3 separate regions of the Homo sapiens genome follow, and all the other regions are linked to region 2. The links are chromatin contacts, found by Hi-C or POLR2A ChIA-PET in ENCODE. All regions are on one chromosome and are shown on one strand. The core of a region is the stretch at or near the end of the contact, and the rest is flanking DNA. Distances in the headings are between cores, read along the strand shown.

Region 1 (3,523 bases), core at 741-3,240, 110 kb after region 2:
TTAAAATGTTTTTTCGGGGTCCCAGGCTGGTCTCGATTCCTGGCCTCAAGTGATCCCCCTGCCTTGTTCTCCTAAAGTACTGGGATTACAGATATGAGCCACCAGCTCAGATTATTTCAAATCCCAATGGCATCCCAGCATAAACAAGGGAAAATTAGGTGGGCTTTTCAGTCTCAAATGGAGAATTCTAACATGTTTCTGGCTTTGGGGGCTGGATGGATAATGGTGCATTTACAAAGTTGGGGAATCAGGAGATGGTTTTGTGGGAGGAGCTAAAGTTGAATTTGAGGAAGCTGTAAGATGTTAACCTGTGGACATATCCATGAAGACAGATGGGTATTTCAGGTCTGGGTTAGGCATATGGAGAAGTGGATGGTATTCTGAGTGGAACAGACACACGGTAAGTGGTAGGCATCTGAGCAAAGCGGGGGAAAACAAACGGTTGAGACTTTAACTCGAGTAACTTACATGTGCAATGGCAAATGAGACTCAAAAGCAAATACATGCTCTTCCTTACTGAGATGATGCAGCATTTGTAAATAATAAATGTATGTTTTTATGTTTTTCTCCTCCCATATGGAAATTAAGTCAAAAGTACTCAAGTCACCGTTGCCAAAGGAGGAGTCCTGTGGTTTACAGGAAAGGGCTTGCGTGGCTGGTAACTTGTCCACTACACCATTGAAACAGCTTTGCCTCCTGGCTGGGCGCGGTGGCTCACGCCTGTAATCCCAACACTTTGGGAGGCGGAGGCGGGCGGATCACCTGAGGTCATGAGGTTGAGACCAGCCTGGCCAACGTGGTGAAACTACGTCTCTACTAAAAACATAAAAATTGGCCGGGCGTGGTGGCGGGTGCCTGTAATCCCGGCTACTCGGGAGGCTGAGGCAGGGGAATAGCTTGATCCCGGGAGGCAGAGGTTGCATTGAGCCGAGATTGTGTCACTGCACTCCAGCCTGGGCGACGAGTGAAACTCCGTCTCAAAAAAAAAAGAAACAGCCTTTCCTCAGCATAACACTATTGTTACAGCCAGGAGCTTAGGATGACTGGTTCCATTCTTTATTCACAATAGCAATTTATTTGTGGTATTGTAGTGGAAAGGGCACGTTTCCTAAGTTACAAATGTGGTTTGGAATCCCACCTTCCACTAGTTGTGGGATGATACACACATTTAGTGAGTATTTACTTGTAAAATGGTAATACTTAAAACACCACCCCATCCTCGTAGCTGAATCTCCACCCATAGTTTGTAACTTGAGGTTTTCCTTCTTTCCTACTCCTTCATTTCCCAGTATAGTAGCTTACCTATTCAATTCCCGTTGAATGACTTCCAGCTCAGTGAGTTCGTAATTTTACTTCTTAGTGTCATGAGCCACTGGGATTTGTCCCAATTTCCCATTTTGTATAGTTCCTCACGGCTCAGTTTCGAAGGCAAGGTTTCCTTAATGGCCAGGATCCCCCTTATCTCAGGTGCAGTGGCAATTCTTGGCTGGAAACTAAAAGATGGAGTTGAGTAAAACAGTAAACGGTGTATCATAGATTTTTATAGGAAATGGCGTTAGTTAAGTAATGGGCCTAAAGTTGGTGACTCAGGATAAGTAAATGAAAGTATTCCACTCACCTTTTCATACAGAGGACTACACTGAAAGATTTTGCAGAGGGTTGTATGTACGTCTAAACACCTGGCACCTAGTAGGTGCATGTCACTTTGGTAAATGAAAGAACTGAAAAACTGCCTCAAGACACCCACATACGGCCAACGCCCGCTAGCCTTTCTTCCTCCCACAGCCCCACTCACGTGGGCCTCCAAACAGCATTTATTGGCCGGCTTCGCGCCACGAGACGCGATGGACGTGATCGCCGCCCTCATCTTCTGCGGCGAACTTCTAGCGGGTGACGCTGTCCAATCGGAAAGCGCCTTTCCGCCGGCTGGGCCCTCCGTCTACCCCCAGCGGCGAGGGGCGGGGCCGGCGCGGGCGCAGAGGCGTCACGCACTCCATGGTAACGACGCTCGGCCCGAAGATGGCGGCCGAATGGGGCGGAGGAGTGGGTTACTCGGGCTCAGGCCCGGGCCGGAGCCGGTGGCGCTGGAGCGGGTCTGTGTGGGTCCGAAGCGTTTTACTCCTGTTGGGCGGGCTCCGGGCCAGCGCCACATCTACTCCCGTCTCCTTGGGCAGTTCCCCTCCCTGCCGGCACCACGTCCCCTCTGACACTGAGGTAGGGCGACATGGGCGGGAGCGGGCCCTCTCAGGGTAAAGTCACCCAGAAGGAGCAGGCGTAGGAGATAGTGACTGGGAGAAGGTGTCCTGGATGAGAAAGCGAAATTGGGGCAGAGCCTGACTCTTACAGGCCTGGGACCCGCTCTCAGCTCCCTACACCCTGCAAGTTGGCTGTTAGGCGCTCAGAACAGTATCACTTCTGTGCGGAGGGTTGTGCTTAGCAGTAGCCCTCGAGGAGTGGTTTTCAAACTTGAGCGTGCATCACAGTCACCCGACGCACATGGTACAACACGGATTGCCGCCCTCAGTCCCCCACTTAGTGACTCAGTAGGTCTGGGATGAGTCCCCAGAGTTGACAGTTTACGTTCCCAGCTGGTTGGTGAGATATGCTTGTCCGGGGACCACTTTAGGAACCGCTGACCTGAAGTTTCGGGAAGACATTGAACGGAGAGCCAGATAGAGGCGTTGGTGGGACGTTGGGGGCTCACTGGAGACAAAATTCAGGTTTCTTTTCACGTTATGTCGTCACTTTGTTTGCTTTACCCGGTTCCTCTGCTCTGGAAGTGCCTGCCCGCCTCCCATCCCATTTTTCTCTCTGCTTAAATTCTTTGTCTCATTTCAAATTCCCTAACCTCAAGGCAGCCTGCTGAAACCACCACAGCGCAATATTCTTTTCATTAAAAAGTACATCGTGTCTGTACTCCCTCCTGGCATTTAACCAAGTACTGCTATGGGATAATGGCTTATTTTTTAGGCGTATCTTGCCTTTGCAGTTAGATTATAAGGTTCCGTGGGATAAGGTTTGTGTTTCATACTTTGATTCCTTCACAGTATTTAGGTCAGAGGTGGGTCCACGATAATCCATATTCTTTGAGAAAGGGAGAGTACCTGGGGCAGGGCTGCATGCTGATACACCTACACATGTTCAATTCAGCCCAGAAATCTAAAGACACTCATTTTTATGGTAATTTCCCAAAATGTTACATGCATACTCTTCATAACCAAGTGAGCCAAAATATTAACTTCGGAGTTTATAGCTTTTTTGCAGCTTTTATCATGCTGCATTTTCGCTGAATTCTTTAAAAAAAATTTCCCACAAAACCCTGCACTTCTCTCTTTTAATTTGGATTAAAATAAGAGAAAGAGTCCTGGTCCCTAATACGTTTCGCTAGTTCCTCATAGAGTATATAAATACCCTGTCGTCCTCACTATTCTCCTTGTTTTAACCTGGACACGGAGTATAGCCAGGAGCTACAGTGTTCACTGTAGTTACGCTAATGACTATACCTCTGTTCAATGCTACAGGA
Region 2 (3,399 bases), core at 304-2,803:
ATCTTGCCAGTTTTAGTTTCAGACACAAAGATGAGTTACAGAGACTTGAGCAATGAAATCTGTTTCAGGAAAAGGATAAATAGTAAACTATAAGAATTAACACTGATAGCAGTGAGAAGGAAGTACTACTTTTTTTTTGTTTTTTTAAGCATTAAAAAGGGCTTTGTATTTTTCTTAAAAATAAAAAAACCAGAATCTTTATTTCTGTGTTAAAATTGCTTCATCGATTGAAAATAAGAGCAGGTGTGCTTTATAAGTACAGTTACGAGGTTCTGTAGTTGATAAAAATGACTGTATGTAAAAGGATCTCAGTTTACATGTATCGTGTTTTAATCATGGTGGTAACGAAGATAATAGTTATTTGTGTTATAAAGAAATGATGCTGTTTGCAAGGTGATCTCAATTAACTGTATTGTTGGTATTGGCTGACATAGACAGTTGATACCACATGAAACGTGAGTTGGAGGCATCAGATTTTCCTCTGGTTTCACTTAATGACTTGGACTTAGGTTTACAAAATGCAGCTACTCCTTCAATGCTAACTAGGCAGTTTGCTACTGATTAATAGAAAGCTACATTTACAATAAAAATTTCATTTGTTTTTTATGTATCTGTTTGTCTTTTTATCAAAGAGTTTTTTTCTTTCTTTTTTCTTTTTTGGGTCAGGGTTCCAGCTGAGCCATCTTCCCTCCTGTCACTATCAGCAAGTCACAATCAGGTAATGTTTAGTAGTTGTGTTTATTTTTGCTTTTTAAACTAAGATGATTTTTTTTCTTTTATAATACTTAAATTGCCATTAATTGCCAGGTATATTTAAGCATTACTAGCTGTCTCAATCGATTAATATAACATATGTACGTGATACTTGCTAACAGTGTTTTTAGACACTAGATAGAAAATCTTTACCTTCATGATGGCTTTATAGTATTAGTTTGGTGCACCAACCTAATACATATAAGAACCGTGCAAAGACGGGAAAAGATTAGCCAATAAACACATTTCAAGCAATGCTAGGTGACTTCAAAGCAAAAGTTGCATGGGTCAACAGTAGTTCCCTAAATTGATAGGGAATATTGGTAACGTGATCCTCATTTTTACTTTTGTATGCACAATAACGCTTTGGTTCCAGCTGTCACACACAGACCTGGAACTTCATCAGAGAAGGGAGCAGTTAGTAGAGCGCACTCGGAGAGAGGCTCAGCTTGCTGCCCTGCAGTATGAGGAGGAGAAAATAAGGACCAAGCAGATCCAGAGAGATGCTGTCCTGGACTTTGTCAAAGTGAGTCGTTTGAATGATGCTGTTCAAGCTGCTGACTGGCTAAGTGCTTATTTGTTTGGTCAGGCCCGTTGGTTTTTATTGTCCATTAAAATGTCGACCATTTTTCTCTCTGTAAGGAATCTTGACTAAATAGAGTGTCTCTTTTACTTGTGTCTATCTGCATGAGGACAGAACAAGTGATTATCTTGTTAACGGTAAATCTGTCATTGGACATGTCACTTTACTATCCAGCTGCCATTTCCTCAATTTCTAGTGTCATAGTAAAGATCAGTAAGATGAAAGTGAAAGTGCTGTGTGAACCATAAAAGGCCCGTGCAGATGCAAACTGTTACTCAGACCTCTCTCCAGCTTCCTCGCTTTTGTAAATAACAAAAGTTTGCTAGCCTCACAGGCTTAATCCTTTGCAGGAACTTTGATTTGTTCCTTTCTGCTCTCCACACACATCCAATTAACAACGCCATTAATATTTCTTAACGTTTTGCAGCCTCTATAGTAGTGCCTGAAATGTTGTCATTTTATTTTACCTGTATTGCTTATCTTTTTGTTCTGAAATCGTCATTTTTTCTTCATAATTAATTATTTGTAATTTTGTTTACTTAATATCTGTCTCTCATTTATCTGTAAACTCCATGAAGGTAAGAACCATGTCTGTTTTACTTACTGCTGTGTCCCTAGACCTTAGCAGGTCTTAGCTCATAGTAATGGTCAATAAGTATTTGTTGAATGATTAAATGAATTTTTCTTGTCCACTAAAGACTTTCCTGTATTTCATACTTTAACTAGAGACCATCTCCTTTAAGTACGATGCGTATGTCTGTTTTACTGTTTTACCTGATAAACTCTTTTTTTCTGAATGTACCAGACCCTTGGCAATGACGTTTAACTCTCTTTCTCACCTGATTCCTCTTCATCCAACAAGTTCCCTTGTCTCTTGTTTTCTATAAAAATGCAGGCAAATCTGGCCGGGTGTGGTGGCTCACGCCTGTAGTCCCGGCACTTTGAGAGGCCAAGGTGGGTGGATCACCTGAGGTCAGGAGTTTGAGACCAGCCTGGCCAACATGGCAAAACCCTGTCTCAAGTAAAAATAAAAAAATTAGCTGGGCGTGGTGGTGCATGCCTGTAATCCCAGCTAACCAGGAGGCTGAAGTGGAGGAATTGTCTGAGCCTAGGAAACGGAGGTTGCAGTGAGCTGAGATCGTACCACTGCACTTCATGCAGCCTGGTTGACAGAGTGAGACTCCACCTCAAAAAAAAAAAAAAAAAAAAAAAAAGTAGGCAAATCTTTTGACCAATAGCAAAAATACTAAAATTAATATTCCTACAAGCAGAAGTTCACAAAGGTACCTCCCTCCCTCAAAACCTTGTCTGCCCTGAGATGTTTCTTCTTTTTGTGCCTTTTCAACCCTCATAAGAATTGTTAATGTACTAATGGCCATGTTCTCTTGTCCTCCTTTATCTCTGTCATTGTATTTTCACACAAGTCATCTAATACTATACATACTATATCTCCTAATTTGTCTAACCATTTCTCTTTCCCTTAAGTCCCTGCTTGATTTGTTACTACATACAAACTTTTTTATATAGTTCTCTTGAAACTAACGGAAATACTTTATTGGTTTATTCTTAATAGGTCATTTGGAGGTGTTCAGGTTTCACAGATGAGGAAGCTGTAGGTCTAGGAAGATTAAGCAATGTGGTCATTTATAGTACATTTGTTTTCTTAATCAGGAGGCAAACCTAGACTTCTGAAAGCCTAACTTGGTTCGTCCATTTGACTTGATAGACCTTTATGGAATGCTGGTTGTACAAGGAATATAAAGATGCATAAAATACAAGCCCTGCCCACCAGGCACAGCTTAGACCTTATCAGGGAAATAAACACAAATAAAACAGAAAATAAGGCAGCTTATAATGAAAGTGCTAGTTTTATATTCAAGACAGTAGAAGACTTAGAGAACAAGTATCATCAGAATTGACCTCAAAAAGAAATTATAGGGACCCTGAAGAGTGAGTAGGTAGGATTTAGCCAGGAAGAAAAGACTGGATGATGGTGTAAAGGGGGGTTCGTTTTAGGCTGAGGAAATCTAAACAGGATGGGAGCTGGGAATGGCCTTGTGTGA
Region 3 (3,529 bases), core at 1,028-3,527, 110 kb before region 2:
ATTCCTGGCATGTGGTAAATAGCATTTGTTACATACATTAAAAAAATAACTAACCCAGCCTCCCTCACATGAAGTGGTAGAGGGAAATCAAAACAATCCTAAAACGTGTTTAGAATTTACATGGGACCTTTCACACGAAGCACGTCACAGACATCTGCAGGAAGAATAAATAGTCAAATAGGCAAAGCAGAAACTGAAACATGGAAAAGGGAAGTAAGATGTTCAGTTTCACTTAGCACAAATCATTCTCAGATCTCAGGCAGGAGCCCCAAAGTCCTGTCAGTCCAGGTTTTGTTCAACAGGCCACTTTGCACATAAAAGTAGAGTCACCCTTAAAAATAGCAAGTCTTCACCCAGGAACATCTCATAAATCTTCCCTTGTTGATATTTTCTCAGAGGTAAATATTCTGCTTCTAGTTTTTGGATCCCAGCTGCTCCTGAGACCATCATTATATCTGAAACTGTTTCTAAATGTCAAGTGAGGTCAGGCCTGGTGGCTCACACCTGTTAATTCCAGCACTTTGGGAGGCCGACGTGGCGGGGGAGAATTGCTTGAGCCCAGGAGTTAGAGACCAGCCTGGGCAATATGGTGAGACCCTGTCTCTACAAAAAAGTTTTTTAAAGTAGCCAGATGTGGTAGCTGGCACCTATATCCCCAGCTACTTGGGAAGCTGAGCTAGTATAATCGCTTGAGCCCAAGAGTTGGAGGCTGCAGTGAGCCGTGTTCACGGCACTGCGCTCAGCCTGGGGGACAGGGTGAGGCTGTGTCTCAAAAAATAAAATAAAAATAAAATAATAAATGTCAAGTATGACTCCCTTAAGCCACATTCCTGCTCTCGCCTGTCAGCATTCCAGCCTCTTTAAAAAAGATTAAGACCAGAGTTATTAATGAAGCAAACCCTAAATATGGAAGGCATCTCTACAGACTCCGATTCATCATTTAGTCAAAGTAGTTCGGGGTTTCTTTGGCTTTTTGTTTTTTGAAGACAGGGTCTTCCTCTGTCACCCAGGCTGGAGTGTAGTGGTGCGATCTCGGCTCAATGCAGCCTCGACTTATTGGACTCAAGTGATCCTCTCGCCTCAGCCTCCCGAGTAGCTGGCACCACAGGTGAGCACCACCACGCCGAGCTAATTTTTGTATTTTTGTAGAGACGGGGATCTCCCTAGGTTACCCAGGCTGGTCTCAAACTCCTGGACTCAAGCGACCCGCCTCAGCCTCCCCCAAGGTGCTGGAATTACAGGTGTGAGGCACCGCACCCGGTCCAAAGTAGTTTTTATATTTTAAATCCCCCAATTTCTAGAAGATATGAGCTTTCTGACATGGTTCCATATAAATAAATGTGAACTTGCTTAGTTTGCATTGTGAGGAAAAAGGGACAGGTTTGAAGACGAAAAGGAAATGGCACAGAGGTCCTGCCACTCTCTGACAGGGATTCGGCAATGACAAAGTGCAGAGTTTCTGGTCTCATTAGCAGTCCCCGCCCCACCGCACTGCCATGACACTCGCTCACTTTCTCCCCAGGCTCTCCTCGCCTTCATCCCCATGCTCATCTCTGCCTAAGCTTCTTCCGAGGCCACTCATAACGCTTCACCTCTGCTCCCAGGAATTCTCACATCCTCTTCGCGTTGGCCCCACTTGCTGTCACGGCAAGTTTCAGTCCGGGTGGTGCCCTGCCCCTGTCTATAGACTCTGGCCTGTAAAACCTCACTGCACCCCTCTGGCCTCTTCGCCCAGTCTCTCAGCTGCCACCTCCTCTCCAGCAGTCTTGGATCTGAGCTTCACCCTCCTCTGCTGCCCTTGCCCTCCGCAAATCCCACCCACCCTCCTCACCCTAAGCCGGTTCCTTCGTCCCATCCCCGCCCCGCCCGTCCTTCCTCTGCGAAATGCTTCCCAAACAAGTCCTCCGCAGCCGTCGTCCTCAAGACTCGTCGCGCCCGGCCCTTCTCTCCGTGACCCCGCGCCCTCCCAAGCCTCCCGGGGCTCCGGCGCCTGTCGCTGCCCCGACTCCGCGGCGGCTCCCAGCCCACCTGCTCTCCTCAGGCAGGCGCTCCTCGCCGCCTCCGAGCTCCATTCCCGCGCCCTCCGGCCGCATCCGGGGCGGTGAGGCCGCCTCTTCGCCCAAGAGAGGCGTCCCTGCCGCTTCGCCCTTCAGGGCTCCCGGGGCCCCCTGGGGCCGGAGGAGGCACCTGCGGCCGGTGGGCTCCGGGTGATGCGCTACACCCGGGCGGCGACAGCGGGAGGGACCGCCGCCTGGGCTGCGGCTTCTATCCCGGCCACCCCCACTTCCGGCTCCGGGGACTACAGCCCCCGGCGAGCACTCCGAGGCTAGGCCGCTCCCGCAGGACGCGTCCTCCAATCCCAGGCCGCGCTCGCAGACCGCGCCCCTCCAACGGCAGGCCGCTCCCGCAAGCCGCGCCCTCCAATCCCAGGCCGCTCCCGCAGGCCGCGCCCTCCAATCCCAGGCCGCGCTCGTGGATTACTACGCACCCGGTGGTTGGCTGGGCCGGCTTGCAAGCGGCGGGGGACCTTGGTCTCAGGAATCCGTGCCGGGGCGTATCCTTATTCACCCCCGTGACATTACACGCTGGGGACCGAACTCAGTCCGAGATGTAGACTAGGCAATAACGCTAATCTAATCCCGGTACGATTAACCCCACTCAGCCCGCCCTGGCTTAATGTCCGCTGGTGGTGTTTGGAGACCTCGAGCATTTAAATGAAGCGCTCACAAACAAGAGCACAGGTTGCTTTGGGATCATAAAAGAGCAGGAGAGAAAGGCTTCTGGGGGCTCTCGGAAGATGGATGTCAACGCAGAGTTTTCAAGGCTGAGTACGGGTTAGCCAGGAGAAAGAAGAGAAGGTGGAGAGAGCAACACGGCAGATACAAGGAAGGAAGTGCTGGCTTGGGAACTGCAGGTGCTGGGTAGCCAGAGCTGGGAAGGAGTGAGCAGCAGCATGGTGTGGGCATTCTGGTGTGGGGAAACCAGATCATGAAATGCCATTTTAAGGAGTTTGGATTTTATCCTGAAAACAATCAGCAAATCAAGCATATGCAAATCAAGAAGTGATTTGATCGAATCTGATGAGAAAGCCACTTTTGACAATGTGGACAGGAGATGGGGCAGATATAATACTATATTGAGGTAACGGTGGAAGGCTAGATAGGAGACTGGTCATCCTTATGGGGGATAACCAAGTAATGCTAAGAAGTGAAGCGAACCAGTTGAAAGAAACGTGGGCCTAGGGTTGCCAGATACTCTGGTTTCTCTTTTTTCTTTTTCAAAGACGGGGTCTCTCTCTGTCGCCCAGGCTGGGGTGCAGTGGCGCAATCATAGCTCCCTGCAGCCTGGAACTCCTGGGCTCAAGCAGTCCTCCTTCCTCAGCCTCCTGAATAGCTGGGACTACAGGTGCGAGCCACCACACCTAGCTATGATATTTTGATTTTTTAAAAGAAGCTAGGATCTGCATTTTTAAGCACTACTTCCAAATTTTTAAACGTTGGCAACAAATTTTTTAAACTTTCAACTTTGC

The links. Hi-C counts contacts between places; a loop is a spot of excess contacts on that map. ChIA-PET counts read pairs that join two places held with the same protein, here RNA polymerase II (POLR2A). Pooled maps may share reads with other maps.
Region 1: a loop to region 2 is called in a pooled map, with 2.5 times the contacts of the local background. The contact joins the promoter of LMLN here to the enhancer-like site in region 2. A Hi-C loop is called at or near these places in 1 of 37 single-sample maps with no recorded cell type and 6 of 50 pooled maps. POLR2A ChIA-PET finds 5 or more read pairs at or near these places in 6 of 52 experiments (Caco-2, H1, HEK293 and 2 more).
Region 3: a pooled map shows a loop between it and region 2 (5-fold over the local background). The contact joins the promoter of RUBCN here to the enhancer-like site in region 2. A Hi-C loop is called at or near these places in 2 of 168 maps with a recorded cell type or tissue (naive thymus-derived CD4-positive, alpha-beta T cell and sigmoid colon), 3 of 37 single-sample maps with no recorded cell type and 11 of 50 pooled maps. POLR2A ChIA-PET finds 5 or more read pairs at or near these places in 5 of 52 experiments (AG04450, PC-9, Panc1 and 2 more).

Annotation. Positions count from the first base shown.
Region 1 is chr3:197,958,227-197,961,749 of GRCh38, forward strand. LMLN (leishmanolysin like peptidase) reads left to right here and starts at 1,991. Exons shown (of 17, transcript NM_001136049.3): 1 at 1,991-2,214. The coding sequence starts at 2,020. DRC9 (dynein regulatory complex subunit 9) reads right to left here and starts at 1,765. Exons shown (of 12, transcript NM_032263.5): 1 at 1,619-1,765; 2 at 1,303-1,493. RefSeq lists an enhancer at 768-1,268 and a silencer at 1,820-2,049.
Region 2 is chr3:197,846,743-197,850,141 of GRCh38, forward strand. LRCH3 (leucine rich repeats and calponin homology domain containing 3) reads left to right here. Exons shown (of 21, transcript NM_001365715.1): 11 at 667-718; 12 at 1,130-1,279. The region is part of intron 1 of LOC105374310 (a long non-coding RNA gene); the gene reads right to left. Among named protein-coding and RNA genes, the nearest start is that of LRCH3, 57 kb to the left of the region's middle. RefSeq lists an enhancer at 1,461-1,520. Within about 2 kb of position 1,554, at least 10 of the 41 ENCODE cell types and tissues checked have a DNase peak (open chromatin) inside an H3K27ac peak, as active enhancers do.
Region 3 is chr3:197,734,627-197,738,155 of GRCh38, forward strand. It overlaps RUBCN (rubicon autophagy regulator), which reads right to left and starts at 2,278. Exons shown (of 20, transcript NM_014687.4): 1 at 2,029-2,278. The coding sequence starts at 2,093. RefSeq lists enhancers at 576-625, 1,556-2,403 and a silencer at 1,992-2,541.